Regions from separate parts of the Homo sapiens genome. Here regions 1 and 2 are each linked to region 3. A link is a loop called in an ENCODE intact Hi-C map of the cell type or tissue named here. Cell type or tissue: IMR-90. All regions are shown on one strand. Each heading gives the region's core, and the rest is flanking DNA. Links, peaks and the distances in the headings are about the cores only. Region 1 overlaps LOC105376197 (a long non-coding RNA gene). Region 2 has its middle 34 kb from the start of FSD1L. Region 3 overlaps ABCA1 (ATP binding cassette subfamily A member 1).

Evidence for each region. Hi-C counts contacts between places; a loop is a spot of excess contacts. Peaks named below come from ENCODE experiments on the same cell type or tissue, not always from the same donor. Only the 100,000 strongest peaks of a DNase experiment are listed, where the experiment ranks them.
Region 1: it touches region 3 in a loop (5-fold over the local background); 85 of 110 quality-filtered maps call a loop at or near these places.
Region 2: a loop joins it to region 3, with 7 times the contacts of the local background. A loop is called at or near these places in 80 of 110 quality-filtered maps.

Annotation. Positions count from the first base shown.
Region 1 is chr9:105,152,046-105,162,752 of GRCh38, forward strand. LOC105376197 (a long non-coding RNA gene) reads left to right here. Exons shown (of 4, transcript XR_930205.3): 4 at 2,839-2,896. Among named protein-coding and RNA genes, the nearest start is that of SLC44A1, 87 kb to the right of the region's middle. In IMR-90, for the core only: CTCF peaks have their summits at 5,220 (motif pointing left) and 7,829 (motif pointing right); DNase peaks (open chromatin) are centred at 2,796, 5,246 and 7,826; H3K27ac peaks cover 189 bases.
Region 2 is chr9:105,408,339-105,419,045 of GRCh38, forward strand. It overlaps a transcript of SLC44A1 not described here. Among named protein-coding and RNA genes, the nearest start is that of FSD1L, 34 kb to the right of the region's middle. In IMR-90, for the core only: CTCF peaks have their summits at 5,396 and 7,251 (motif pointing left); no DNase peak of the experiment used is centred there.
Region 3 is chr9:104,857,606-104,868,312 of GRCh38, forward strand. It overlaps ABCA1 (ATP binding cassette subfamily A member 1), which reads right to left. Exons shown (of 50, transcript NM_005502.4): 6 at 4,074-4,195; 7 at 917-1,093. Among named protein-coding and RNA genes, the nearest start is that of ABCA1, 65 kb to the right of the region's middle. In IMR-90, for the core only: a CTCF peak has its summit at 5,797 (motif pointing right); DNase peaks (open chromatin) are centred at 5,766, 7,306 and 8,806; H3K27ac peaks cover 1,741 bases.

The sequences.
Region 1 (10,707 bases), core at 1,085-9,084, 290 kb after region 3:
AACTCCACCTCCCAGGTTCAAGTGATTCTCCTGCCTCCGCTTCCCAAGTAGCTGGGATTACAGGCACCTGCCACCACGCCGCGCTAATTTTTGTATTTTTAGTAGAGATGGAGTTCCACCATGTTGGCCAGGCTGGTCTCAAACTCCTGACCTCAAGTGATCTGCCCACCTCAGCCTCCCAAAGTGCTGGGATTACAGGCATGAGCCACCAGGCCCAGCCATTCTATTTCTTTTTCAGGTATTTTTTTTCTACTATCTTTGTAAGGACCTTAATGAAGAACCTCATTCAGTATTGTTTAAATAAGTACCAGGAACCACAGAGAGTGTATTATCAGCAGACCTTGGTTTGAATCTTGACTTTATATTTATTTGCTCTACAGTCTTGAGAAAATTACTCGACCTCTACAAGCACCAGTATCTTCATTTGTAAAAGGAGGATAATACCATCTACCTTGTAGGATTGTGCTATGGTCTGAATGTTTGTGTCCTCCTAAAACTGATGTTGAAACAATTCCTAATGTAGTAATAGTAAGAGGTGAGGCCTTTGGGAGGTGATTAAGTTATGAGGGTGGAGCTCTGGTGAATGGATTGTGCCCTTATTTTGAAAAGCCAGAGAGCTTGTTTGCCCTTTCTGCCATGTGAGAACACATAGCAGGTGGCTATCTATGAGAAACAGACCCTCACCAGTGAATCTGCTGATGCCTAGTTACTGGACTTCTCAGCTGCCAGATCTGTGAGCAATAAGTTTCTATTGTTTATAAATTACCCAGTCTAAGGTATTTTGTTATAGCAGCCCAAACAGACTAAGACAGGTTATTATAAAGATTAGGGATTTATTACGCAAAGCACCTGATACAGTTCCTGGTTTTTTTTCTATTTACTCCTCTCGTTTCCAGAAAGATTTAAAGTGGCCTAAAAAGTTACCTACAATTAAGTAAATAAATTTAAAATAAACATGTAAACATTTTACAGCAAAAGGGAAACAAAAATATTTAAAAACACAGTAAACAGGCCGGGCACAGTGGCTCACACCTGTAATTCCAGCACTTTGAGAGGCCAAGGCGGGCGGATCACGAGGTCAGGAGATCAAGACCATCCTGGCTAACATGGTGAAACCCTGTCTCTACTAAAAAATACAAAAAAATAGCTGGGCGTAGTGGCGGGCGCCTGTAGTCCCAGCTACTCAGGAGGCTGAGACAGGAGAATGGCATGAACCCGGGAGGCGGAGCTTGCAGTGAGCCAAGATCGCACCACTGCACTCCAGCCTAGGTGACAGAGTGAGACTCCGTCTCAAAAAAAAAAAAAAAAAAATACAGTAAACAAGGAGTGAGTTACAGCATCTCATACATGGTAGACATACAATTAAATGTTAGTTGTTGGTAGTAATAGTTTGTATTAATAACATTAGTTGTCACTGTTGATGTCATCATCTCTGCTGAGAGGATTCCATTTATCTTTCAAATTCAATTCATCTTTCAAATCCCCTTCTGGGGTCCAGCCCTATTAGATAGCAAATATGATGTAAAAACCTCAAAAATTAAAACTGTGGTATAGGTATATGACCAGATAGACCAATAGAACAGAATAGAATGTCCATAAGAGATTTCAGTTTATGATAAAGTTGCATCATATATATGCATAAAGTACAGGATAAAGTTTAGTCTATAATAAAGTTGCAAGATTTTGAAGACCTCACATACAGAAATAGACATTAAGGCACAAAGAAGTTAAATAACTTGCCAAGTTCATGCAGCTAGTAAATTACAGAACTGGGATTTGAATGTAGGCATTCTAATCCAGAGTCCATTGTATTAACCACTAAATGATAAAATGTTTTTTAAAAAAGCAAACTACCCATCAGTAAGTATAATATGCTACATTTGGGGAGGAAGAAAGAAACTTATTTATGTTTGCTCATGTATGCACACAGAAATTCTGGAATGACACACAAGAAACTAATAGCAGTAGTTACCTTTGGAGAATGTGGAGATGGACAAAAGGGTAATGGGGATATATATATGTGTGTGTATATATGCATATATATATATGTGTATGTGTGTGTGCATATGTATATACATATGTGTATGTATATATATGTTTATAATTTTTATGTTATACATTTGAACTATATGAATGTATAATCAGATTCAAAATTAAAATAAATACAAAAAGAAAATGCTTGTTCTGAGCAAGCCTTTTCTGACTCCCCCAAGCAGAGTAAGCTCACCCTTTTTTGGGGGTGGGGGTACACAGTATGACTCTGTCACCCAGGCTGGAGTGCAATGGTATGATCTCGGCTGACTGCAACCTCCGCCTCTTGGGTTCAAGTGATTCTTGTGCCTCAGCCTCCCAAGCAGCTGGGATTACAGGCACACACCACCATGGCCAGCGAATTTTTTCTATTTTTTGATAGAGATGGGATTTCGCCCTGTTGGCCAGACTGCTCTTGAACTCCTGGCCTCAAGTGATCCACCTACCTCGGCCTTCCAAAGTGCTGGGATTACAGGTGTGAGCCACCATGCCTGGCCTACCTTTTACTCCTCTCTTTGTTTCCAAATGGATTTACAGTGGCTTAAAAAGTTACCTACAATTAAGTAAATAAATTTAAAACAAACATGTAAAAATTTTACAGCAAAAGGAAACAAAAATATTTAAAAATACAGTAAACAAGGAGTGAGTTACAGCATCTCATACACAGTAGCCGTACAATTAAATGTTAGTTGTTGGTAGTAATACTTTGCACTAATAACATTAGTCATCACTGTTGATGTCATCATGTTTTCTGGCACATTTTATGTTTCACTGTCTTTATTTATGTTCCCTCTCTTGTTCACCTAGATCCTCCAGCCAGTCTGCAAGCTCTTCCAGGCAGGATTCTGCTTCTTTCATTCTTTTATCCCCAGCACAGAGTGCAGTCCCTGACACGTAGCAAGCATCCAGTACATGGGGAAGTGGAAGTGGGAAAAGAGAAGCAGCAGGACCAACCAGCCAAGTTTTGTGGTATTAGCACTCTGGAAAAGGAAACTGACTAGGACCTTCATGTAATAGTGGGAGCTTGGAGAGGAAGTGAGGAGGGAGGAAAATACAGCAACCCTTGCAGAAAAGGTGTACCTAACCCAGCTAGGGCAAAAGGGTAAAAGGGGTACTGCAGGCTGCTGCTAATCAGGGGAAAATGAGGAAGGTGAACATTCAGCTGAGGAAATGGTAGGAGTTTAGCCCGTTCCTGGAAAAGCAAGAAATGGAGCACGATACTAAGACCCCAGAAGAGAAAGACCTCCAGCACAGGAGATTCAGCTGAAGACTCTTTGCTCCTCTGATGACTGAAAATGGACCAGGGAGCATGTGAAAGACTGGCATTGGAGGAGACTCTCAGCTGGTATATGCTATCTATACTTTTGGTCTGTTGCTGTCTGTTCACTGAAACTCTTTGCATACACTCATCTGAAGGCTGAAGGGAGATAACACACTGGGTCAGAGATGTATTTTCCCCAGCAGAGTAAATCTCCAACTCCACAGGCAAGAGATCTGGCCCACTCCAGTCAGATCACCCACACCCTCTACAAAGCTGCATTTCTGTGGGCAACCGTGTGAGTCCTTAGTAGAATTCACAGGAATATATTGCATTATTTAATGTGTTAATCATCAAAACTGCACAGATTCTATAGAACTTATTTTAGAAATACAGATAAAATATGTATAAGTTAAGAGAAACAATGTCTGGGATTTCTTTCAAAATAATCTAGCCCAGGGCCCAGGCACGATAGCTCACACCTGTAACCCCATCACCTTGGGAGGTCAAGGAGAAAGGATTGCTTGAGGCCAGACCTGGGAAACATTGTGAGAGCCTGTCTCTAGGAAAAATTTAAAAATGAGCCAAGTGTGGTGGCATCTGCCTGTAGTCCCACTACTCAGGAGGCTGAGGTGGGAGGATGGCTTGAGCCTGGTGAGGTCGAGGCTGCAGCAAGCCATGATCGTACCACTGCACTCCAGCCTGGGAGACAGAGTGAGACCCTATCTCAAATAATAACAGTAATCATCATCATCATCAACATCATCTAGACTAGAGAGGAGAAAAGTCAGCATGCATTGATGAAACAAGATTCGCCATGTATTGATAATTTTTGAAGCTGGGTGTGGATACATCAGGTTTGTTATAAAGTTCTTCCTACTTTTTTGTATATGCTTTACATTTTTCATAATAAAATGTTAATAAAAAATAGTTTTCGCGGGGCCCAGTGGCTCACGCCTATAATCCCAGCACTTTGGGAGGCCGAGGTGGGCAGATCACCTGAGGTCAGGAGTTTGAGACCAGCCTGGCCAACGTGGTGAAACTCTGTCTCTACTAAAAATACAAAAATTAGCTGGGTGTGGTGGCTCATGCCTGTAATCCCAGCTACTCGGGAGGCTGAGGCAGGAGAATCGCTTGAACCCGGGAGGCAGAGGTTGCAGTGGGCCAAGATCATGCCACTGCACTCCAGCCTGGGCAACAGAGTGAGACTCCATCTGGAAAAAAAAAAAAAAAAAAAAAAAAAAAAAAGAGTTAAGTGCTGACCCAGGCCTTCAGGTAGCCCAGGATTATATTTTATGAGGCATATATTTACCCATGTGTTTTTTTTAGAATTATGCTTCATCAACTTGATAAGATCAATTATTCAGGGGTACTCTATCATCCTTCTGCTTGGTCTCTTTGAATAGTGGGATTACTGGTTATTATTTTTTCTTTTTTATACTTTTCTGTATTTTCAGAATTTTTTAAATGAGTGTCTATTGCCTTTATAGTTAGGAAAATCAATAAAGCTATTTATTATCAATGTGGACTCATGTATTTTTAATTTATAAAATGGATTATCACATTATGCATTATAATAAACCTATTTGAAATTTTACATGTGACAGGAGAGTATTTATTTCTACCCCACAAAGAGTAACAAAATAATACATAAAAATAAGAAGTTTGGATTGTCCAAACAGTAGCCATTAAGAAGAGAATGTACTTTATGTTAAGGATGCTTCTCCCTAAGAGGCAAGCCAGTTAAATGAAAAAAGTAGAATCCTGGATAAATATAGAAAATGTTTGCAGAAGGAAATTTTATTTCATTGCCTCAGTCCTAAACGGCATTAGCAAATACTGCAAAGTAATGAAGGAGGTCATTAAGAAGGAACTAGAAACGCCTTCCAATGTTATGGAAGAAATTCTGACATCTTAATTATATTCTGCCACCTAGTGACAAAGGAAGATTAACATACTTGCTTAGCCCGGCTACAACAGCAGAGAGGCCTGCCCTCCATCATCTGGACACCAGAGCCATGGCCTGACTGCCAGGGCAAGCCTGATCCTACAAGCGCTTGGTGCACAGCATCCTCTCTCTGCTTCTGCTCACAACTCTGGGAGACACTGCAAATATGGTCAAAAGCCACGGAGCTGTTCAGTCTGTGGCTGACAGACTTCCTATGGAGCCAGGTCTACCCTCTGCCACTCAGCACAGTGCACTGGGAACTTTGCTGTCTCCTGCCTGTTGCTAAGGACTTCCAGGGAGAAACAAATTACGAGACTAAAAAGGCATGGCTCACATTGGGCAATTTCATCCCTAACTTCCACTGGACTTAAAAAGAGGAATAAATACAGTGATCCCCTTACCCTGAAATGGGATAACTTTTTTATTTTTATTTTTATTTTTTTTTTTTTGAGACAGAGTCTCGTTCTGTCGCCCAGGCTAGAGTGCAGTGGCGCGCTTTTGGCTCACTGCAACCTCCGCCTCCTGGGTTCAAGCAATTCTCCTGTCTCAGCCTCCAGAGTAGCTGAGACTACAGGTGCACATCATCACACCTGGCTAATTTTTATATTTTTAGTAGAGACGGGGTTTCTCCATATTGGTCAGACTGCTCTGGAACTCCTGATCCCAGGTGATCCAACTCGCCTAGGCCTCCCAAAGTGCTGGGATTACAGGCTTGAGCCACCGTGCACGGCCTGGCATAACTTTTATGCACAAATCTTTGCGATTACACGAGGTGATAGGCACAAAAACTATTGATTCCCCCAATATAAATTGGGGAAGGAGTGGATGTTCTCAAAGCGCATTCGGGGCAGCCACACACCACCTGGAAGAAGCTTCGGGTCTCGTGGATGTGGCCCAAGTGAAGTGGTGGCCCATCATGCATTGCGATGGTGGGTAGGCGGGTAGGGGCGGGGCTAGGGCCGGAAGTAGAACTGTGGCCTCCATGGCCACTTGGGACCCCAGAGGTTCTATGCAAGAAACATAGACTCACCGTGATTCTTTTTTTTCTTTTCTTTTCTTTTGTTTTCTTTTCTTTTCTTTTCTTTCTTGTTTTGTTTTTTTGAGGCGGAGTTTCACTCTTGGTTGCCCAAGCTAGAGTGCAATGGCATGATCTCGGCTCACTGCAACTTCCACCTCCCAGGTTCAGGTGATTCTCCTGCCTCAGCCTTCCGAGTAGCTGGGATTACAAGCATCTGCCACCATGCCCAGCGAATTTTTGTACGTTTAGTAGAGATGGGGTTTCGCCATGTTGACCAGGCTGGTCTTGAACTCCTGATCTCAGGTGATCTGCCCGCTTCTGCCTCCCAAAGTGCTGTGATTACAGGCGTGAGCCTGCCTCCCAAAGTGCTGTGATTACAGGCATGAGCCATTGTGCCCCGCCCACTATGATTCTTTAGAGGCTCTTTGGGGTCTCCTCTGTGCTTCTGTCAGCAGTTTCAGTCCATTTTCCCAAGAACATTGGTGATAACAGCAGTGACATTTAATAAGGAAATTGATCCTGTGTAGAAACTTCATGGACAAGATTAGAGAATACAAATCTAAGTGACTGGCATCTGTAGGACCTTTTGATATTGGCCCACCTTTTCATATTGGCCCAATGTGTCAGCAAGAGCTGGAGAGGAAGCTTTTAAAGCTTGAGCAGATGGCTCATGGCATCAGAATAAATCTTCCGTGAAAGCAATGTCTGAGACGGGGCTAAACTAATAGTCTAAGTCAGGGATCAGTGAACTATCAGCCTGCTTTGTAAATAAAGTTTTATTGGAGCACAGCCGTGCTCATTTATTTAAATATTGTCCTATGGATGTCTTCACACTATAACGACAGACATAAGTAGTTGCAACAGAGACCGTGTGGTCTGAGAAGCCTAAAATATTTACTCTCTGGCCCTTTATAGAAAAAGTTTGCCAATTCATGGTCTGTATGAATTACCCAGGGAGAACATGGCTTTCAGTCTTCCAAAAACATCCATTCCTCCAGCTGGCTTCTAATAAGAATTACAGATGATATAGTGATGAAGTCCTAAGAATTCACTTTTTGGTTTAGAAGCTGATAAACTGGTACTCTTAAAAAAAAAAAAAAAAAAGAGAAAGAAAGAAAACAAAAGGAAGTCCAAACTTATAATGTTTGCCAGTTTCCATGGTGTAAATCAGGAGTTCTTAACCTCCACACCATTGGTGTTTGGAGCCAGATAATTCTTTTTTAGACGGAGTCTCTTTCTGTTGCCAGGCTGGAGTACAGTGGTGTGATACCGGCTCACTGCAGCCTCTGACTCCCCGGTTCAAGTGATTCTCTTGCCTCAGTCTCCCGAGTAGCTAGGATTACAGGGATACGCCACCACGTCCAGCTAATTTTTGTATTTTTAGTAGAGCCAGGGTTTCACCATGTTGGCCAAGATGGTCTCCATCTCCTGACCTTGTGATCCGCCCACCTCGGCCTCCCAAAGTGCTGGGATTACAGGTGTGAGCCACAGCACCTGGCCTGGAGCCAGATAATTCTTACGAAGCACTGGCCTTTAAAGAATATTGAGTAGCATCCCTGGCTTCTACCCACTAGATGTCAGTAGCAACCCCCCAGTTATGACAACAAAATATTAATATGTCTCTAGAGATTGTCAAATGTGCCCTAGGGGGCAAAATCTTTCTCATTGAGAATCACTGGTGTAAATACTCCTGCTATAACCAATTTCAAGCTAGTAACTTGACATCAGTGAACATGGATGTGGAGAAAGGTGCACACAGTCTAACAAACCAGTAAGAACCATCTCCAGTGCTGTGTGAGAACATACTTGCACAGGTAGTGATGTTGTTGCCCTATTTTTAAAATTGAGGTGCCTAACCAGGATCCACATAGAAATTAATCTGCTGGCAAGGTTAATTTTTTTCTTCAGGAAGTGGGCTGAATCTCTCTGCACAAAGTTATATACCATAAAGCATGGTTGAGATTACTATGAACTAAAAAATATCCAAAGCAAATATCAACATTTACCCCAATGGTATTTAAAACTCTCAATAATATATCAACAAATCCTATGGCTTTCCAGTGGATTTGACAGGATGAATGAGTCTCAAGGAAATTGAATGACTGTACTTGTTAGATGGATTTGGGTTCTGTTTTGTTGTGATTGTTGTTTTGTGGGGGATTTTGTTATTTAAGTCAAATGAATTTGGGGAAATATCTGCCAATAATTATGATATTATCTTTGGAAGACTTTGCATTAAAAGTACTGACAATGGTTAATTACTCAGAACCAATTACTAGGGACATTCTTGGGCCATGACATTAAAACCATTTCATCAGCACCCAGGAGGACATTTACCCTCCTGTTCCAGGACAGCAGCCATCTATTTTTATCTACAGTTTCAGTTGATTAAGCTATAACACTATTTCTATCAATCCTGAATTCTTGAGGGGCATTAAAATGCAAGTTTTGTAGGAGCATCAATAATGCAGTGTCTCTACTGAACTCGTGCTACTTAGAGTGACAGGCCAATAGCAGGTCAATAAAGGCTACAGTCATATTTTTCTTGCCAGATTTCTGCACAAGATCATTCCACACAATGACCAATGTTGTTACCACTTCTGGGTTTCCTTTCCCCTTACTAGTTGTGGCCTCCCTGGACACCACACACATACACACACACACACACACACACACACACACACAGAGTCATCCACAAATTTGAGCTTCACCTCCAGGGTCTCACCTGATTATTTTACCTTCATATAGGATGTTGGCATCTTGTGACATGTTAACACCCACTCATAAGAATTGCAAAAGTTCCCAGATGATCTAGATGCTCCCAAAATCTTGGCACCAAGGTATTACTTAAATATGCAGGACTTCTACAGTGAGCGGCAATAAACAAGTACCAAAATCTATATATCAAATTTGGGACAAATAAAGAATTCCAGCTTGAATTACTCAGACAGTACAACTACCAGAAATAGAGAAATTCTAATTATCATAAGGTGACCTTATGCAGTGATTTTACACACACACACACACACACACACACACACAATGATATAAAAGTTATAAATGCACTATAGCTTAGCATATGATTGTAAACCTCTGACCTTTAAATTGAGTAAAATTTACCCCCAATCCTTTGAAAATCTTCGCATACTTCATCTTCAACAAATAATACAGTAAATGTGCATAAAGACCATTTGCTCTACATGTAAAATTCTGACCTAGAAACCCAGACAAACAGTTTTTTAAGAATGAGCATAACGCAAAGACAAGAACAGTACAGCAAACCACCATAAATTAAAATGGAATTTTGAGAACTAGAAGGTTTCCTTTTATAAAATTGAGTGGCCTCTGTTTTGAGTGTATTCAAATTGAATAGTACTAGTAGAGTTAACAATGAAAAAGTTTGATAAGAATCAGATCACTACCAACAAGAGACTTTGAAAAAAATACAGTAAAATGTTCGGGCGCGGTGGCTCACGCCTGTAATCCCAGCACTTTGGGAGGCAGAGGTGGGCAAATCACGAGGTCAGGAGATCGAGACCATGCCGGCTAATACGATGAAACCCCATCTCTACTAAAAATACAAAAAATTGGGCGTGGTGGTGGGCGCCTGTAGTCCCAGCTACTTGGGAGGCTGAGGCAGGAGAATGGCGTGAACCCGGGAGGTGGAGCTTGCAGTGAGCTGAGATCGCACCACTGCACTCCAGCCTGGGTGAGAGAGCGAGACTCCGTCTCAAAAAAAAAAAAAGAAAGAAAGAAAGAAAGAAAGAAAAGAAAAAATACAGTAAAATAAGAAAGACTTTTTTGTTGTTTTTTTTGTTAAGACAGAGGCTGGAGTGCAGTGGCACCATCTCAGCTCACTGAAATCTCTGCCTCCCCGGTTCAAGTGATTCTCCTGCTTCAGCCTCCCAAGTAGCTGGGATTACAGGCATGAGCCACCATGACCAACTAATTTTTGTATTTTTAGTAGAGACGAGGTTTCACCCTATTGATCAGGCTAGTCTCGAACTACTGACCTCAGGTGATCCACCCACCTCGGCCTCCCAAAGTGCTGGGATTACAGGCGTGAGCCACTGTGCCCAGCCAACACCTATTCAGATTTAAACGTGATGACTCCTGGAGTCACTCCCACTCCTTTCCCTTCAGCTATGTAGCATTCTTTGTTTGCATAAGGCAGAGACTAGAGACTGTTAGGCTCAACAACCTCACCAGTACAACAGTTCAAGTGTACTGCTAACGCAGATCAAATTTGAGTCCCAGTTAAACGTTCCAGGGAATCCAGCACTGAAGAGGAGGGTTTTATTCAGGAGTCTTTGGGTTCCAAGTGAAAAAAATCCAACTCAAACTAGCATGGGCAAAAACATGGTAGCCAAATTCAGAAAGAATGATAGCCAGCTGGGCCTCAAGGTAAGACTGGATTTAGGGACTCAAATACTCTTAGCCCTCCCTTTCTGT
Region 2 (10,707 bases), core at 890-8,889, 550 kb after region 3:
AGTAAGGAAACTACATAGGTAAACATAAAAGCTAGTATTATTGTATTTTTTGTTTGTCACTCATTTGTTGTTGTTGTTGTTGTTGTATTTGAGACGGAGTCTTGCTCTGTTGCTCAGGCTGAGTGTAGTGGCATGATCTCAGCTCACTGCAACCTCCACCTCCTGGGTTCAAGTGATTCTCCTGCCTCAGCCTCCTGAGTAGCTGGGACTACAGGTGCATGCCACCACATCTGGCTAATTTTTGTCTTTTTTAGTAGAGACAGAGTTTTACCATGTTGCCCAGGCTGGTCTCGAACTCCTGACCTCAGGTGATCCACCCACCTCGGCTTCCCAAAGTGCTGGGATTACAGGCGTGAGCCACCGCACCCGGCCTGTCACTCACTTTTTTTCTACATGATTTAAAAGGCAAATGCATAAAACAATAATTATAAATGTATCTGAATGAACACACAATGTATAAAGATATAATGTATGACAATAACAACATAAAGGGAGAAGGTGGAGCTACATAGGAACACAGTGTTTGTACATTATTTAAGCTAAATTGGTATTAATTCAAACTAAATTATTATAAATTTAGGATGTTAATTATAACCCCCAAGGTAACATTAACAAAATAACTAAAAATATACATTCATAAAAGGAAATGAGAATCAAAATAATACACTAGAAAAATCAATTAAACATAAGAGAAGACACAGATATGATATAAAGGAAATAAACAACAAAATGGCAGAAGCAAGGCCTTACTTACCAGTTTTTTAAAATGTAAATGGATTAAACTCTTCAGTTAAAAGGCAGAGTTAGTGGCATAGATTAAAAAACAGACTCCAACTATATAATATCTGCAAGAGACTCAATTTACGTCCAAAGACACAAATAGGATGAAAGTGAAAAGATGGAAAAAGATATTCCATGCAAATAGTCATCAAAAGAGAACTGGAGTAGCTATAGAAATATCAGACAAAACAGCCAGTAAGACAAAAATTGTTACTAGAGAGGACATTTTATAGTCATAAAAGGAACAATGCATCAATAACATATAGCAATTATAAACATATGTGGGCCAAGTGCAGTGGCTCACCCTTGTAATCCCAACACTTTGGGAGGCCAAAATGGGAGGGTCACTTGAGCCTAGGTGTTCGAGACCAGCCTCAGCAACAAAACAAGACCCTGTCTCTACAAAAAGTTTTAAAATTAGTCGGGTGTAGTGGCGTGTGCTGGTAGTTCTAGCTACTCAGGAGGCTAAGGTGGGAAGATCCCTTGAGCCCAGGAGGTCGAGGTTGCAGTGAGCTATGATCACGCCACTGCACTCCAGCCTTGGTGACAAAATAAAAAATAAGCATATGTGCATCTAATAAGAGAATCCACAGTACACGAAACAGAAACTAACAGAATTAAATGGAGAAATAGACAAATCAACAATAATAGTTGAGACTTCAATATTTCATTTTCAAAATGGATAGAATAACTAGACAGAAGATCAAGAAGAAAATAGAAGACTTGAAGAGCATCATACACCAACTAGACATAATAGACATCTGTAGAGCACTTTATTCAACACTATTCTTCTGAAGTGCACATGGATCATTCTCAAGGCTAAACCATGTTAGGCCACAAAACAAATCACAGTAAATTTTAAAAGATTTAAATCATATAAAGTATATTCTAGGTCAAAATAGAATGAAATTAGAAATAAATAACAAGGAAATTGACTCAAAATGTTATGAAAATAACAAGTAAATTACCTCAAAATAGACCTAAATATAAGAGCTAAAACCCTAAACCTCTTAGAAGAACTCATAGGAGTAAATCTTCATGACCTTGGATTGGGCCATTGTTTCTTGGCTATGAAACCAAAAACACAAGCAATGAAAGAAAAATAGATAAATTGGACTTCATCAAAATTGGAAAATTTTTGCCTCAAGGGACATAATCAAAAGTACAAAAAGACAACCCACAAAATGGGAGAAAATATTTGCAAATCATGTATCTGATAAAGGTCTACTGTCCAGAATATGTGAACAACTCTTACTACTTAACAACAAAAAAATAAACAACCCATAACGAGCAAAGGACTTGAAGAGCTATTTCTTCAAAGAAGTTTAAAAATGGCCATGAAGCACATAAAGAGATGCTCAATGTCATTAGGGAATTGCAAATCAAAACCACAAGGAGATACCACTTCAAACCCACTAGAATGACTATACTCAAACAAATAGACAATAAGAAGTGTTGACGAGAACACTCATACATTGCTGGTGAGAATGTAAAATGGTGCCACCACTTGGAAAACAGTTTGGCAGTTTCTCGATAAGTTAAACATAGAATTACCATGGGATGCAGGTATATATCCCAAATGATTGAAAACAGGTGTTCAAAGAAAAACTTGCTCACAAATGTTCATAGTAGCATTATTCACGATAACCAAAAAGTAGAAATAACTAATGTCCATCAGCTGATGAATGATAAGCAAAATGTTGTATATCCATACAACAAAATACTACTCAGCTGTAAAAAGAAATGAGGTACTCATACATGCAACAACATGGATGAACCTTGAAAACATGATGCTAAGGGGAAAAAGCCAGACACAAATGGCCACATATTGTATGATTCCATGTATATGAAATATCTAAAATAGGCAAAATCCATAGAAACAGAAAGCACATTCATGCTTATCAGGCACTGGGGAAATTGGGAATTACTGCTTATTGGAAATACGGTTTCCTTTTTGGGTAATGAAAATATTCTGGAACTGTATAGTGGTGATGGGTGCAAAACTTTGTGGATGAACTAAATACCACTGAATTGTACACTTTAAAATGGTTAAAATGGTAAATTTTATGTTATATATATTTTACCAGAATAAAAATAAAGACATACAGAAAAGTTAGAAGAATAGTTCAAAGAATTTTTATATATACCCTTCATCTACATTCCCTAAATGTTAGTATTTTAATGCATTTGCTTTTTCTCCTCATTTCCACTCCTCTATCCTTCTTCCCTTCTCCTTCCCCTTCCCCTGCTTCCCTTTTCCTACCTCTCCCTCCCTCTCTCTTGCTCTGTCTCCATTTCTCTCTGTCTCCATCTCTCTTGGTCTCTCTCTGTGTATGTGTGTGTGTGTGTGTGTGTGTGTGTGTGCGTGTGCATTTTACAGACCTTCTTTAAATTTTAACAGTTGTCCCACTAATGTTCTTTATGGAAAAAAGCTTTTTTTTTTTCTGGTCAACAATCCAATCTAGGATCACACATTGCATTTCATTTTCATGTCTCTTTAATCTCTTTTAACTTGGAGCAATTGCACAGTCTTTTGTTGTCATTCATGACCTTGATGTATTTGAAGAGTCAGGCCATTTATTTTCTAGAATGACCTTCAATTTCGGTTTGTCTAAAGCTTCCTCATGATTAGATCCAAGGTATGCCTTTTTGGCAGGAATACCACAGAAGGCATAACTGTGTCCTTCTCAGTGCATCATATCAGGAGGCACATGATCTCGTTTGTCCCATTACTGTGTGCTAACTTTGATCATTTGGCTAAGGTGGATCTTCCTGGTCTCTCCAATGTAAATGTACTGTTTCTCCCTTTGTAATTAATAAGTATCTTGTGGAGACATATTTTGAGACTATGTAAAAGTCCTATTTCTCATCAACTTTTCACATTATCTATTCACATTCTTCTCTGAAACAGCTATTACTGGTGTTTTCATATAATGATGATTTTCTAATTTCATCATTCTTCCTATATTTATTAGCTGGTGTTCTACTGTAAGGAAAATCTCTTCTCACCCACTTAGTTTTTCATCAAATAAATATTTATTCATCAAATAATATATATGTTAAATAACGTTTTAATTAGTCATCAAATACATATTTATTTGTTGAATAAATATTGATTATTCATCAAATAAATAAATATCAAATCCCAGATTGTTACTTTTTTCTGTTATCCTCATTTATTTTTATGCCCACATTGTCTCAGATTTAGCCAATGGGAGCCCATTCAAGCTGGCTCCTGTACTTTTGATCTGTCCCCATCATTCTTTGAGTACTTCCTTATTCACTGACGCAACCAGATGTTCCAAGCTCATCTTATGCTTTCCTGGTTTCAACTCTGTAATCAGCCAAGTCTTCAAGTGAGCCCTAGTTCCTTTTAATGGAAACTGGTATTTGGAAACCAAGGTCTGGGCACAATATGTGCTTTTGTGGTAGCTATTTGATAATAGCGACCACATGATATACAGCAGGAGAAAGGAAATGACTGCATTACTTTTTTTTTTTGAGATGGAGTCTCACTCTGTCACCCAGGCTGGAGTGCAGTGGCGCCATCTCAGCTCACTGCAACCTCCGCCCCCTGGGTTCTAGCGATTCTCCTGCCTCAGCCTCCCGAGTAGCTAGGATTACAGACACCTGCCACCACGCCCGGCTAATTTTTTTGTATTTTTAGTAGAGACCGGTTTTCACCATGTTGGCCAGGCTGATCTCGAACTCCTGCCTCAGATGATCCACCCGCCTCGGCCTCCCAAAGTTCTAGGATTACAGGCATGAGTCACCACGCCCTGCCTACTCTGCATTACTTTTTATAGGTCAATCCACACCTGGAATATAAATGAATGAGAGTGTTTTCAGAGACAAGCCTAGAGAAGATATCTACTGGGAAAAGAGACATCTTGGGGTAGAGAAAGGGAAAAGCAATGATTACTATATTCAAATATCTAAAGGGATGTTGTAGAAAAAATGGTGTCTATAGTCATGTCCTGAGCCCCTAAAGGGTTCTAATGGTTGGAAAAAGAGACTTCTGTTTCATCAGTCAATTAACATATGTTAATCACCTATTACTATCAGGCTGTGGCAGTGAGTGCTGATTGCCCTGCTATTGCTCTTCTGCCCATCTTTTTCATGAATATAACCCAGATATCATTCTGGTTAGCAAAATGCCTTACTAAAATACTCACCTTTCCATACTTCCCTGAAGCTTGAAGTGGTCGTATGACATAGTTCTGCCCAATGAGATATAAGCTGAAGAATACTGGCAATTTCCAAGAAAATTTCGCCTTCCCAATATAGGTGCCGCCCATCTTCCTGGTTTTCCCCTTCTCTGGCCTGTCTGGAATGCAGATGTGATCCTACTTGAAAGAACAAAAGACATATTACAAACACCAACAGAACCACAGACCAAAGATGGCAGAACCAAAAGATAGAAGGAGCCTGGTTCCCAGAAAGCATTCTTGCCTGATTTCTCCACAGTTGGGCTTGATGTCTTCTGGGCTTACTGTTACATGAGAAGAATGAATCCCTTTCTTGTTTAAGCCACTATAATAGGTTTCTGTTAAATGCAGCTGAGATGCAGTCCTAATCCAGGCACTATGCTAAGTCCTAGGAGGGGAAAGGCCACCTAGTGGAGTCACTGGCTTTTCCTGCCTATCAGACAGAATGTGAGGAAGACTTCCTAAAAACTGGAACACTACCAAGATGGACTTAACCCCAGGAGAAGACGTGATCCCCCTGACTACGAAGGAATGTGTGTAGAGGCTGGGTGGTACTTTTGCAGCTGGGATGTTGTAAAGCAGTATTGAGCACAGAGTGAAAGGCTAATTCAATGACCTTTAAAGTCTATTCCAGTGCAAACATTTTTCTAAGAGTCAGAAAGTTAAAAAAAAAAATAGATGGACTCAGGGCATGCTAAGCTTTCGCTGGACAGTTAGTGTTTGGTTTTTTTTTTTTTTGTATTTTTGTTTTTTTGAGACAGAGTCTTGCTCTGTCGCCCAGGCTGGAGTGCAGTGGCACGATCTTGGCTCACTGCAACCTCTGCCTCCCGGGTTCGAGCAATTTTCCTGCCTCAGCCTCCCAAGTAGCTGGGATTACAGGCACGCCCACCATGCCTGGCTAATTTTTTGTAGTAGAGATGGGGTTTCACTGTGTTAGCCAGGATGGTCTCTATCTCCTGATCTCGTGATCCGCCCGCCTCGGCCTCCCAAAGTGCTGGGATTATAGGCGTGAGCCACCACGCCCAGCCGACAGTTAGTGTTTTTTAGCTGTAGTCTGCATTTGGATCGATGATTTTCATTAAAGTTCCTAAGAATGCATGCTCCCTCAGCACCCCCTGGGTAAACATGTTATAGCAATTTTAAGTTTCTAATGAAATTTTTGTTGTAATTTATTTGTAGCAATCTAATTTATCCCTTTTTTTACGACTAGAATTTTTATTTATCTTGGATTTACAAAGTTAATATTGCCGTAAAACATAGCAGCATTTTAATTTTTAGATAGTAATAGATTTATTATTTTTATCTGTGTTTAAAATCATAGTAGTCTGGGCACCGTGGTGCACAACTGCAGTGCCAGCTACTCAAAAGGCTAAGGCAGGAAGATCTCTTGAGCCCAGGAGTTCTAGGCTGTAGTACGTGATGAACACACCTGTGAATAGCCACTGCACTCCAGCCTGGGCAACATGGCGAGACCCTGCTAGAACAAAAAAGAAAAAAAAACCATAGGAATAAGATGCATTTTCACCACTTTGGAATGTTTATGTCCCATAAACTAACCATTAGGGATCTGTTTATTGGCAGAGTTTCTGTAAATATATGAATGCTCTTGATGAGAAAAGGAGATTTTTTTTTCCTCTCAGAGTGGAAGCCAGGTTCTTTGGTGGGATACTCACCCATCAAACATAAGAAAGGAAAGGTCAAGACTTTACTGGGTTCTATGGTTGATCCCAAGCCTGAGATAGGAGGATGAGCTGCACAACTTTGTGAAGGTAGCCAAGGGTAACTGGGAAGTTATTAAGGGCACAATAGAGGTTTATTGAGTGAATCAACAAATGAATCCTTTGGCAGCCTGATTGTTTCTGAGTAGGTGATTTTGAACAGCCCACAGTTCAAAGATTTCTCAAAGCCCACAGTTTTGAGAAATCAGTGTTTCTCAAAAGGCATCACAATAGGGGGTGCAAGGAAGGTAAAAAAGGCAGCGTTTAAAACAGAAATTACTCAGGGTCTCACTTCTACCTGCTGAATCAGAATCTCTGCAGCCAGCAGACAGAAATCTGCATTTTAACAAACCCCAACCCAGTCCAGAGGATTCTGCTGTATAATAAACTTTGCTAACTATGGACACGCATGCTGTTCCAGCTGAAGTTTCCACGGAGGGACGGAACCTTAGAGGGAGGCAGGAGTTCCAGCTGGAGCAGGATTTTGGGGTGGTCGTCCTTGAGAGGGCAGCCATAGTACATGTGCTTGTCTCTAGCGACACCTGCTGGTTGAGAGTGACAATTAACAACCCCTGAAACTACACAGGTGTTTTCTCTAATGGGGCCTCCAATACTAAAGGCATTTAGTGTTTGCATTCTAACAGCGGTAATTAACATACCAAAAGCCCCAGATATGGGACACTAACTTTTATATGTGTATCCTCTTTTCACTAGCTTTCAGGTAGAAACAATATATACTTGAAGAATATTGTCCTTCGATTATCTTACATGTTTCTTAGAATGAATGTTCCCGTTTTACGTTCATTTGAAAAAAGATCAACTTTTGGATATTCTCTGAAAGGATTGACTGAATTTTTTTTTTTTTTTTTTTTTTTGAGATAGTATCTTGCTCTGTCGCCCAGGTTGAAGTGCAGTGGCGTGATGTCGGCTCGCTGCAACCTCCACCTCCCGGGTTCCAGCGATTCTCCTACGTCAGCCTCCCAAGTAGCTGAGACTATAGGTGCCCACCACCATGCCCAGCTAGTTTTTATATTTTTAGTAGAGGTTTCACCATGTTGGCCAGGCTGGTCTAGAACTCCTGACCTCAAAAGATCCACCCATCTTGGCCTCCCAAAGTGCCGGGATTACAGGCATGAGCCACCGCACCCAGCCTACTGAACTTTTTGACTAGGGAATTTGTTCTCTGTTATTGTTTTATGGAAATAAGAAGAAGCTAATTCTTATCTGACATCAAAGACTCCAGGCAAGATAAAAAAAAAAAAAAGTACCATGATATCTTAGAGAAAAATTGGTTCTTCTACTTTCCTGAGCACCTACTATATGCCAGTATTCCTCTCAGGGAGGCTCACAGTTGAGGGATGGAGAGGGGATAGGTGTGGTCAGTGTAGCAATAGAAGTGTGTATAATGTGTCACAGTAGTTGGGGGTGGGGGCAACAATTCATTCCATTGGGGTGGGTCAAGGAATAAATTGAGGCCTAGGGGAAAAGTGTGATCTTCCAAATCCTCCACAGACATCGCCAGATCTGAAGTTCCCAGAAAAGAGACTGGTGTGTGCTAAGGCATAAAGGTGTGAAATAGCATTTGCGGCATATGCACTTGGAAAGCAGTAACCTCCAAATAATATGTTCTTATAAAGTGTGAGGCTGGAAATGATAAGAGATGAGGCCAAGGAGTCAGGCCACGTCTCACCCACCTGCCAAGAAGGTTAGATTTTATCCTGTAGGTGGTGAATAACCACAGAATAGTTTAAATTTAAGATTTGCTTTTTATCAGGTTGTTTGTCCCACTTGACTATCCATGCACAAAGTATAGAACCTCCTATTTATCTGACAGTGGTCAAAACTGAGTCAAAAGGCCTAAGATTATATCTATTAATTGAGAATTTCATGCAGATTAAACACAAAAAGTCCCAGTCCCTTTGGAAAGTAACTTAGCATTCTGGTAATTACATTTGACCTGTGTGCTGTAAAAGGTTTTGGTTTTGGTTTTAGTTTTAATGTAGATATTTAACAGAGCTGAATTTCTGTGCCTTTTATGTGTGAGCTGCTGCACTGCCTCCTCTCCTTGTCCTAACAGGGACTCACACACAGCATTCCCCTCACACAGACCCCAGAAAATCCCATCGGTGTCCTTACTGGGGCCAAACACTGAGCACTGGTTCCTAGAACCTGAGGCATGAAATAAACCAATTCATTGTTTTCTGCATAATTTCACATGCTTTTAAAATAATAAGTGATAATGGATACATTACCATGTTGCCTTTCACAACAGGGTAAGATGCTCACTTTGTGGTCGTACACATGATCAGGACCTTCCCTCATGGAAGAAGGATAAAGAAACCTTGTTTCACCCTCCTCCCTCCTGCTTGGTCTTCAGCCATACCATGCATGTCTTTATGCACTTATCATGGTCTGGTGGAAAAGCATGGAATTTGGAATCTGATGGACTTGAGTTTGGATCTTGCCCACCCCATCACCTTGCCAAGTTCCTTAACTTCTCTTTCTTTACCTGGCAAAAGGAGCTAATAATGCCTTCTCTTGAAGACTGAGTGAAAAGTGTGATTATATCCTGAAACCAGTGCCCAACACACAGCAGATTCTTAATAAATGCTAGTCCTTTCCATTCTTTTTCTATCTTGCCCTTGATATCAGTGAGCCATCAGAAGGCCAGGAAGCAGCCAGGCATGGTGGCTTATACCTGTAATCCCAGCTACTCAGGAGGCTGAAGCTGGAGGATCATTTGTAGTCAGGAGTTTGAGACCAGCCTGGGCAACATAGCAAGATCTCATCCCTACAAAAAAAAAAAAAAAAAAAACAATTTAATTAGCCAGGTATGGTGGCATGTGCCTATAGTCCCAGCTACTCAGAGGACTGAGGCAGGAGTTTTGCTTGAGCCCAGGAGTTTGAGGCTACAGTGAACTATGATTGTACCACTACAGTCCAGTCTAGCCAACAGAATGAGACTCTGTCTCTAAAAATAATGATAATAGGCTGGGTGCGGTGGCTCACGCCTGTAATCCCAGTACTCTGGGAGGCCGAGGCGGGCGGATCACCTGAGGTCAGGAGTTCAAGACCAGCCTGGCCATGGTGAAACTCCATCTCTACTAAAAATACAAAAAATTAGTCGGGTGTAGTGGTGCATGCCTGTAATCCCAGCTACTCTGGAGGCTGAGGCAGGAGAATCTCTTGAACCTGGGAAGCGGAGGTTGCAGCGAGCCGAGATTGCGCCATTGCACTCCAGCCTGGGCAACAAGAGCAAAACTCCGTCTCAAAAAAAAAAAAAAAAAAAAAGAAAGAAAGAAAAAGATAATTAGAAGTAAATAATTTTTAAAAGACCAGGAAGCTCACAGCCTTCAGTTCACACTGCAACAGTAGTAATTGGCCATTAGATCATGCTGTTCAGTGTTGTCCTATGGGGCTTACCTCTGGAACAGGTTAATTAAATAAAATCACACTTCTTAGCTTACAGATTTTCTGTCTTGATGTCTTTGTAAAGATTTTGAGCTGTTTTGGGTATGGAGTCTGACAGTCATTAACTAGCCCCCACCCTTCCCACTCCCCTGTTGTTCCAAGAGGACCCCAGTTCTGTCAATATTTGCTCACCACTAGATGTGGGCCACAACCCTGAAATGATTCCCAAAGCCAGGCCTTCCTGGCCTATGGGTTAAGCTGCCCCAGTTGCACAGATAAGCAGCTTGTGCCTGACTGGCCTGCCCCCAAATCAGGAGAGAATCTCTTAGCCACTCGTGCTGAAATGTGACTTTCTTATTAGCAGATATTGTCTAACAGACTGTGGATTCTTGCTCATTGGCCAAGTCAACAGCCTAAAGGACCTTACTCTCAAAAATTTAGGTAAAAGTTAATCTTTGACTTAGAGGGACAACATTTTTGGGGACAGTCTTCATTGCATGTAGTTTGCTCTGTTTGCACTCATCTACTCTTAATGTAACATCCTGGAAATGCCAAGATGTTGGCAGATTGTAACTGAACAAAATTTGGCA
Region 3 (10,707 bases), core at 1,369-9,368:
TGATCTGGGAACAGGGTCCAGAAACTGAGTATTCTTAATTCTCTGGGAGGACCAACTCTCTATAAAGAATTCGTGCTGCACAAAATCCAAGAGTATTACAATTTCATTTTATTATAATAAGGAACATCTCTTTCCAGATACATCCTTCCTCCAGGAATCTTTCCCTGGTTTTAAGAGAATCTATCTGGTGAGTAGAAAACCAGAATCCTGGATATTAAATGATGATGTTTGGGGTAGCGAGAGGAATTTCACCAGAGCTCTCAGAACACCTAGAGACATATTTGTTCTGGAACTATATAAAACACTCTGATGACCAAACTGCTCAGGCTCACCAGTATTTTTTGGTTAAGAATGAATGGGTATTCTCATAGAGTGCTTCTCTGAACTATTGATTCCTAGGCTGAAAAAACTTCGTCGGAATTTTTCTTTGCAATGTTATTACTAAGTAAGCTAAATAGTGTGGTCTCATCTAATTCCAGGGCCTTCCAACTGTGACAGCCCACAATGTCATCTTTATGATGGGTTTTTAAACATAAATAGATATCCATCTTCCCATCAATGGTTTCAAGACTTTTTTTTTTTAAATATGAAGAACTCTGTTTTCAAATGAGCTCTTGCTTAGTATTATAATAGTAAAAACATGAAAAAGCAGGTCTTCTCTGATTGAAACAAGCACAAAAAACTTTTGGCTTAAACTCAGCCACACCCAGCTTATTCTTCCCATTCACCCTTTGGGAGATGGCCCAAAAGTCTGAAAGAACACTAAGAACACTTAGAATACCACTGAACTAAATTATATCACAAACTCCCAGCCAGCCGTACTTTTCTACAAAACAAAGTCATGCTGTCCAAGGAAAAGCCTCACATTCCGAAAGCATTAGTGCTTGAAGTTTCTCCAGTGAGCAAGTCTACTCACCAGGATTGGCTTCAGGATGTCCATGTTGGAACGAAGTACTCGCTCTGCTGCAGCCAGTTTCTCCCTTGGTAGGCCACAAAGCTCAGAAACTTCTTGGTCACCAAGTTGAATCATCTCTTCTGATTTTGATCCATTGCACAGACTTGTCAAATGTAACTGGTAGCCTTGCAAAAATACCTGGAAGCATTTCATGCAAAGAGAGACAAGCACAAGAGGATTATGAAGATTGGAAGCTGGGTCCTTGAAGTCTTTTGGAGAACTTCATATCAATACAGCTTTGAAGATCTTAAAACAGGTTCCATTGCAACAGTCCAATGCATCAGGTCTCTTTACTGAAACTCAGAATGTATCAAAGCACAAGGCACAATGACAGGACACTTAAAACCTGCAAGTTGCATTAACTCAGTATCTCCCACACTCTTGTCCCTCTTGCAAAGAAAAATCCAGAGTCCAACTCGTTTTCTTAAGAGTGGGACACATGATTTGGCAAACAGGAATCCAGAGTCTGAATTCCTGGAACCACTTTTATTAGATGAACAACATCCTCACTATTTTGCAATTTATGTTGTCTTTAAGTAGGACTGGGCTGAAATATGGGGAGAAAGCATTTATGCTATTTATCTGTAAGTGTAGATATTTAACTAAGACACAGAACTATGTTCTAACAATTTCAGAATTTGGAATTCTCCATTTTACTTGCCCTAGAGCAGAGTGCCAGAAAGCCAGGCCTCTTATCTCATTGATAGGCCAATTCTAAATCATTCTTATCTTTTCTTTATACCAAACCCACTAGAGAGCCTCTTCTTGGTCATATTTTACTTAATTGCCTTTCTGGACCTAAACTATTCTACTTCATACGTGGTCCAGTGGACCACAAGCTTTGAAAGAAGAGCCTGTTTATCCTGCTCACTTTGCATCCACAGTGCTGAAACATTATAGCCAGTATTTGTTGAAGGAATGAACAATGCAGACTCTTTATTACACCATTACTAACTGCCCTGTTTAAATTGGGGCAGGCTGATGTGCTTGTAGAACAACCTAAGGTGAGTGATGGACCAAAAGCCTCTCAAAACCCATGCAGCTTTTGAAATACTGCAGAACATTTGGCCTACCATGATTCCCATTAAGTTTTTGCTGACTGCCAGAGATACTCAAGCACACTTCAGTTCTACTCATTTCTTTAACTGGTCCTTGCTGCTAGGCTGTCAGCCTACAGTTAGTGTCTATGTTTAAGAATACTGACAACAGGCCGGGTGCAGTGGGTCATGTCTGTAATTCCAACACTTTGGGAGGCCAAGGCAGACGGATCACCTGAGGTCAGGAGTTCAAGACCAGTCTGGCCAACCAACATGGTGAAACCCCGTCTCTACTAAAAATACAACAATTAGCCAGGTGTGGTGGTGCATGCCTGTAATCCCAGCTACTCAGGAGGCTGAAGCAGAGAATCACTTGAACCTGGGAGGCAGAGGTTGTAGTGAGCTGAGATCACGCCACTGCACTCCAGCCTGGGTGACAGAGCGAGACTCCAACTCAAAAAAAAAAAAAAAAAAAGAATACTGACAACGGAGGGCCTTTGTTGATGTCATCTTCTGCCTCTGCCCAATCATGCTTTGTTCCCTTTCCTTTCCTTACACAAGTATTGATCCCAAGAATTTTTCAATAAATGTCTTGTATGCTCAAAAAAAAGAATACTGAAAATACAGAAACTCCAAGGACCATCCAAGGACCATCTCCATGCTTAGGATGCCCCTTATTTTAAACTGATTAGATGTGACAGATATGAAATTGGCAGGGGGCAATGGAAATTATGCTAAATGCAACTACTTTCAAAAGCCTGATGCCTTTGGCCCATCTCCTAACCACACAATTGGTAAACACAAGGCATATTTTCCTAGTTTCAGAAGGGCACGCAGTAAGCACATTTTTCTAATTTTAAAAATTCTAGATCATGTGAAGCAAAAAGCTTATTTTCAAGAATAAACATTTCCACTACTTCTGCTTCTTGTAAAGACAAGCTAGTATGCAGACACGAGATAGGGGAGGAAGCAGTTCCCCTTTCTGCCAGAGAATAAGCTCAAAAAGTGTCTCTGAAAAATCAATAACCATGCAAGCTGGGTCTGGTGCTACCCACTGCACAAGAGCTGTCTAATAATGATGCCAGAGGAAGTTTTCTATGATTCTAAAGTTAAAATTCAACATAAACACTAATATTATTTCCTGATTTTATAAAATTCTTTTTTTTTTTTTTTTTTTGAGATGGAGTCTCACTCTGTCAGCCAGGCTGGAGTGCAATGGCGTGATATTGGCTCACTGCAACCTCCGCCTCCCAGGTTCAAACGATTCTCCTGTCTCAGCCTCACGAGTAGCTGGGACTACAGGAGCATGCCACCACGCTGAGCTAATTTTCATATTTTTAGTAGAGACAGGCTTTGCCATGTTGGCCAGGATGGTCTCGAACTCCTGACCTCAAGTGATTTTCCCGCCTTGGCCTCCCAAAGTGCTGGGATTATAGACGTGGGATTACAGACCTTTGAAGTGATCTCGTCCATCCCACCTGAGCTTTGTGACACTAGTCCGTTCATTTCTGTTTCCCCAGTGCCATCTCACAGAGCTAAAATTGGAGAGATTTAAAGCCTTATTCCCACAAGCTGCAGGGACTGATCTCCTATTTAATGCAAAGCAAGCAACAGTTCTCAACTCAGTGCCACTGCGTCCAGCCCTTATTTTATAAAATTCTTAAAAGTCTCCAAATACACCCTTGTCTAAAGTCTCCTGTCCTCAATTTTTTAGACAGAGCTCCTCCAGATCAATAACCCTTAACCACGGTTATTGCCTCAGAACTGTGAATATTTTTTAAGTTTAACTCAACTTAAAATGTATCCCTTGTAGGAGGAAATCATCACAAATGCCAAGTGATAAGCCAGAAATCAATTTTATTTTAACCAGCTGGCCCATGACGCCAGGTTGCATATTCCACTCCTGGATGGTTTGGCAATTCCTGCCTGAATAGGGAAGTAAAATTAAGTGAAGTTGTATTCAAACTACCTCCCTCCCCTTCACCACCATTACAAGGACAAGGGTTTATTCATTTCTTTCCAGTAGCTGCACAACGTAATTGCCATCAGCCCTACTGAGGAAGCTGGAGGCATCAGCTTACCTTGTGGAGAATGACATCAGCCCTCAGCATCTTGTCCACAGTAGACTTTGGGAGAGAGAGGTTGTGATACAGGAACCCAGAGAAGGTTTCATTGTCCACCAGGAAATCTTGAAGCTTCAAGTCTATTGAGAAATAGTGTTTTATTTTTATTTAGTAAGTAACTCAAAAAAAAAAAAAAAGTGGGCACAATGGGACAGTGGAGAAACGTTATCATAATATTGATGATCAACAGTTGCCTGGCTAAACACACACAGGAATGAGATAGGGGAGCATCGCCATATCAGGAGAGGCATGAAAATATTGCTTTCTGGTAACATGTTGAGCCACACTCAGCATGTGCTCCTCAACTCAAACAGTGTGATGGTGCTGTTACACACACACACACACACACACACACATACACACACACACAGCCTTTCCTTTTCTTTTTTTTTTTTTATTTTGAGACGGAGTCTCACCCTGTCACCTAGGTTGGAGTGCAATGGTGGAATCTCAGCTCACTGCAACCCCCGCCTCCCGGGTTCAAGAGATTCTCCTGCCTCAGCCTCCCGAGTAGCTGGGATTACAGGTATGCATCACCATGACTGGCAAATTTTTTTTTTTTTATCTTTAGTACAGACAGGGTTTCACCATGATAGGCAGGCTGGTCTCAAACTCCTGACCTTGTGATCCAACCTGCCTTGGCCTCCCAAAGTGCTGACAGTACAGGCGTGAGCCACCATGCCCGGTCTTTCTCTTCTAAATGATCTCACCCACCCCACCTGAGCTTTGTGGCACTAGTCCGTTCATTCCTGTCTCCCCACTGCCTTTTCACAGAGCTAAAATTGGAGAGATTTAAAGCTTTATTCCCACAAGCTGCAGAGACTAATCTCCTGTTTAATGCAAAACAAGCAATGGTTCTCAAACTTAAGTATGCATCAGAATCACCTGGAGAGCTTGTTAAAATGCAGACTGCCGGGCCGGGCCGGGCCGGGCCGGGCCGGGCCGGGCCGGGCCGGGCCGGGCCGGGCCGGGCCGGGCCGGCCCCCACCCCCACCCCCACCCCCACCCCCACCCCCACCCCCACCCCCACCCCCAGAGTTTCTGATACAGCGGCCCTGGGATGCGACTGGAGAATCACTTACAGGTGATGCTGATGCTGCTGACCTGGGGACCATGTTTTGACAAACACTGGCAGAGTGCATTACGCATATCAAAGTGCCTTCACAGACATGGTCTCATTTTCATTCCAAACATAAAACATGTGATACAAAGCTCCAAAACCCAGGTCTGCCAGGCTTTAGGAAAACACATTAACATATATTTAAACCATCAGCCCTATTAAATGATTTGATTGCTAAAGGATTTCATACGGAATCTCCCTAAATAATAGGCCCTCTGAGTACAGTTAGAAAAGGCTTCAATCCAGTGCAACAAAACAGAAAAAGCAGCACTAAGAATCCAGAATTTTAGTTTCTAGAGTTGGAGGCTGTGTCTGGTGGCGTCCCTGCGTACCTCATGTCATCTTTCTGAACCTCAATTTCTTGATCTCCAAAATGAGAGGTTTCTGACCAGATGCTTGGTAGGAGCCCTATGACTCCGAAACAGTATAGTTTTCCCTGACTCATCTCATTTGGCTGTCTACCTCTTCTCCTTCCAACCCACTCTCCTAACAGCCTAACTTCTTTGTAATAAAGATAAAACCAGCTCATCAGGACCACATGAACTGAGCCCACATGGCCAGGCACTAAGCAACCTCTAGAGGGCAAACTTTGCAAACTGAAATCATTTACCAGAAGAGAAACAGGTTTGATCTGAAAATGGGGCTACAGTGTGAGGCTTAATGAGGACAGGAGTTAATCCGCGGAGCTAAGAGGGTCACATGCAGAGATAAAGTAACAGGAGGGCCTGACAGCCCAGCCAGTCTCTCATAAATGCTGTATGATCCAGGTGTATTCTGCTTTAGGCAAACTTCAGTAATATTGAGTTATATAGACAGAATAAATTGAGCAAGATTTACATCGCTAGAGAAATGATTCACTGCTACCCCTCTATGGCTAGCTCCTAGTTATTCCTCATGACAGCCAGTAGCTGTTCTTAGGCCCAGTTAGTGTCCCTCAGAATCAGTGCTCCTGCAAACTGCTACCTACCTGATGCTTCCCATCACATGTGACTCTACACTGTTAGCATTAGGCTCTCTACTGCAGTTGTCAAACCTCAGAGCACCTAAGCTTCATTTAGGGAGCATGCGAAAATGCAGTTTCTTGGGCCCAGTCCCCAGAGATTCTGAAATAGTGGGTCTAGAGTGCAGAGCCTACAAATCTACATTTGAATAAGCATCCCTTACACTTTTAATGTTGGGGGAGGGAGGTGTGGAACCACAGTTTAAGGAACATTGTTTTACTTGCATGTTGTCTCTACCAGACTATGCCTATAGGATAGGGAATATGCGTTCTTAGTACCACCAATGCCCAGATCAGGCCTGGCACAGAATTACTGCCCAGTGAAGGGTAGCTGAATACTAAACACTAGGAGATGGGATTAGGGCTGACAAGGTTCCAAAAGTATCTGAGTACCATCATAGGAGATTTCCTTTTAGCTGGCCAGGTCCAGGAAGAGCCCAGGGATGTCAGGACCATCCCCAGGCCACACCCCAGGAGTGAACAGGACTTCTAACCACTGGAACTGCCTTCCCAGGAACAGAAAGCGACATCCGGGGTCACTTTCTGTTCTTGGGAGAAACAGGAAGGAAGGTGTAAGCTGGTGTCTTCAGTTGAGGACTGGTGTGAAAAGGTAGACATTAATCACTGTACAACCATGGAAAAAGCACCACCCTGGGAGTCAGAAACCTGGGTTCTAAATCCATTTATTTGTCGAGTCATTTCATGTAGTTGTGCCTCCACTGCCTTATCTATAAAATGAAGGGTCAAAAAAGGCCTCTGTGAAACCTCAACAGAAACAGAATACACGTATTAGCTAACCCTCACTGACTAGGTGGGCCATAGCTTCCTCCTGAGCAGAGCCAGAGCAATACATCATATTGCACCAGGGAACTTCAAAACAGCTCCCTCCTTCCCAAGCAGGGTGGCAGAAGTGTGGGAGGGCGACCCAGGCCACCCCTGCAATGGGCCTAGGTCATCCTGCAACACTCTCCAGACCAGTGAGTGTGCTCAGCATGTTTATAAGACTTCTGTTATGTTAACAGGCTCTGAAGATGAGAACATCTGGATGTGATCAAGCTCCAGCCTCCTATCAGTGAATCCCCCGGATGAGACATAAGAACCCAGAGACTGATTAAACAGTCAACAACCCTTGGCTGTGCACGTGCATGGTGTGGTAGGTTCGCTGGGTTGGGAAGCAGCAGGGAGGGCCAAAGATCCTCCACTACAAAGAACTTGCAGCCTGATCACGTGGATATCCACCCATGTAGGCTTAGACTCACACACTAGCACCAACCTGTGTGAAAACAGGAAGGCAACATGGTGTAGTATACTGGTTCTCAAACATGACTGCCCGTTAGACTCAGCTGGGGGCTTCACAAAAATCCCAAAGCCCAGGCCACACCATGGAGCAACTAATGAGAACTGCTAGGGTAAGACCCAGGCATCAGAATTTAATAAAACCTGGCTGGGTGAGGTGGGCAGATCACTTGAGGTCAGGAGTTTGAGATCAGCCTGGTGAAACCCAGTCTCTACTAAACATATCAAAATTAGCTGAGTGTGGTGGTGGGTGCCTGTAATCCCAGCTACTTGGGAGGCTGAAGCAGGAGGATCACTTGAACGTGGGAGGCAGTGGTTGCACTGAGCAGAGATGGCACCATTGCACTCCAGCCTGGGTGACAGAGCGAGACTCTGTCTCAAAAAAAAAAAAAAAAAGAATTTAATAAAATTTTTCAGGTGATTGCAGCCAAGTCTGAGAAACAATGATGTGGGGGAAACATCAGGGTTTGGGACCAGAAAAACCTAAATTTGATACTGCACTCTCCTGTGAAATAGCTGTGTGACTGTGAGAAAGTGACTTTACCTCCCTGAGCACAAATTTTCTTACCAATTAAGTGAAGGTAATAGTATCCACATTTCAAAGATATGAAGATCAGAGATACTCATCATGGTAGGTGCTCAATATATGGTAATAATTTGTGATTATCAAAAAGATTTTTTCACTCAACTTTACCAATGTACAACAATGCCATTTATAGAAAAGATGGGGACACAGTCCCTGCCTTCGAGGAACTTTCAAGGCTGAAAGGGGAGATAAAGAGGCAAATCAATTCAAGAAGGCAGAAGGAAGGATAAGCAAGCCAAAAGGAGACAGTAAATGGAAGCACTGGCCCAAGATGAGGTTTATCTGTAAGTGCTTCATGGCGAGCAACCAGACTGGAGCCAAGTTCTGGAAAAGGACAGAGTCAAAAATCCCTAGAAGTGGCTGGAGAGGAAGGGGTAAGACCTCTCATGATGACAACGACCAGGACATTTTGTGGTCATAATGCTATGCACATAGTAGATTCTCAACAAATGAATGAACAAGCAGATAATTAGAGAAGAGATTTCTCAAAACCTCAGATCTGGGTAGTAGGAAGGGGAGAAAAAAGGAGGGGGTGAGGACAGAGTACAGTGGCTTTGTATCTGCTGGTCTCAGTCTTCTCCCCTATGTTGCTGGCAGGAAAATGGGTGGAAAGCCAAGAATATTAAGAAAGCCAGATGTCTGAAACATACCTTCTCCTCTTACCCCATCCTCATGACATGGCCCATGAGTCACCTCCTCCAGGAAGCCTGCCCTGGCCTTCCCATCCTCAAGCTGGGTTAGGTGGCCAGCCCTTTTTTGTGACTTTTTTTTTTTTTAATACAGAGTTTCACCCTTTCACCCAGGCTGGAGTGAAGTGGCCCGCTCTTGGCTCATTGCAACCTCCAAAGCCCCAGGTTCAAGCAATTCTCCTGCCTCAGCCTCCCGAGTTGTTGGGATTACAGGCACCCGCCATCACGCCCAGCTATTATTCCTTTTTGTATTTTTAGTAGAGTTGGGGTTTCATCATGTTGGCCAGGCTGGTCTTGAACTCCTGACCTCAGGTGATCCACTCGCCTTGGCCTCCCAAAGTGCTAGGATTAGAGGCATGAGCCACCGCGCCCGGCGTTTTGTGACTCTTTTGTGCCCAACATCCTATGTTTTCCACTAGTACCACACAGATCAAGCTGCAGTCACCCATGTAAATATCCTGCTCCCAGAAGAATAGAAATTCCTTGAGGGCCAGGGTTTTTAATTCCAAAGCCAGCAGTGCCTGGCACAGAGGAGGCACTCAGTAAATTGGATGAATGAATGAATAGATGGATGGATGAACTAATGAATGAATGAATACAAATGAGTGAATAAATTAATGACCTGATGTGATTTGGGGAATTGCCGATTGCAGAGAAGAAAATTCACCTTGCAGTGAGTTAGGGAAAAGATGAAGCAGGACATGAACTTGAAACAAACCAAGTAAAGAGGACACAAGAGTTCTGCTAAACCCACTCAGCCACGTCAGCCCAGATCAAGAGGAGAGTCAGGTGAGTGGCAGCTAGAAGCAGAGTGGGGAACAGGAGAGAGGAAGGCTGAGTTGATTAAATGATAAAATGGAGATGACAATGGCATCCACCTCATTGGACTGAGCTAGGTGTTAAATGAGCAAATGTACCTGCAGACCTAGTATAATGCCGGGCACTGAGTAAGGTGCCCGGTAAAGGATGGCTAATATCATCATCATTTTCAGGAATGACTGATCTGAACAGATTCATGGCTAATTTAACCTTAAAGCATATTCAGAATAGACAAGACACAGAAGTGGCTTTGGCGGCTAAGTTGAGATGTTGAATTTGTGATCTAAGGTATGCACATGTGTGTATGTGTGTGCATATGTATGTGTGTATTATAATACATATTAGCCTGGCTGAGTTCCTAAGACAGAATTATTGAGTTCTTTCTGCTGATACTATCTATAAGGTAAAGGAAAGGTTGAAGCTGACTGATTTGTCTACTCATAACTTTATGAAAGAATAAATAAATCTAGTATTTTACAGGGAATCACCAGGAATGATCATATCCACCAGTCACTGCAAGGATGGATATAGGTGGAAGATGACCTGGACGAAAGACCAATCATTCCACACAAGACAGGGAATACTTCCTGAACAGGAGAGTCATTTAGCCACTTAACTTTGGCCAATGAGTTAATGCGGACCTGGATTTTATAATCAGTAAAATGTGTGGGTTGGAGAAGATGATCTCTGAGGTCTTCTTACCTGACACTGAAAGGAACACAGGGCAAAACAAAATCAGCACTGGATACAGCATCACAGGGTCTGAATTCAAGAGTCAGCTCTGCCATTTCCTGACTGTGTAATCATGAAGCTATACTTTCCCCCCTATTTAAATCTCCCTAAGCCTCAGTTTCCTTGGATATAAAATGGGGCTAATACAGCACTTTGGGAGGCCAAGACGGGTGGATCAACTGAGGTCGGAAGTTCGAGACCAGCCTGACCAACATGAAGAAACCCCGTCTCTACTAAAAATACAAAATTAGCCGGGTGTGGTGGCGCATGCCTGTAATCCCAGCTACTCAGGAAGCTGAGGCAGGAGAATTGCTTGGAGGCAGAGGTTGCAGTGAGCCGAGATCACGCCA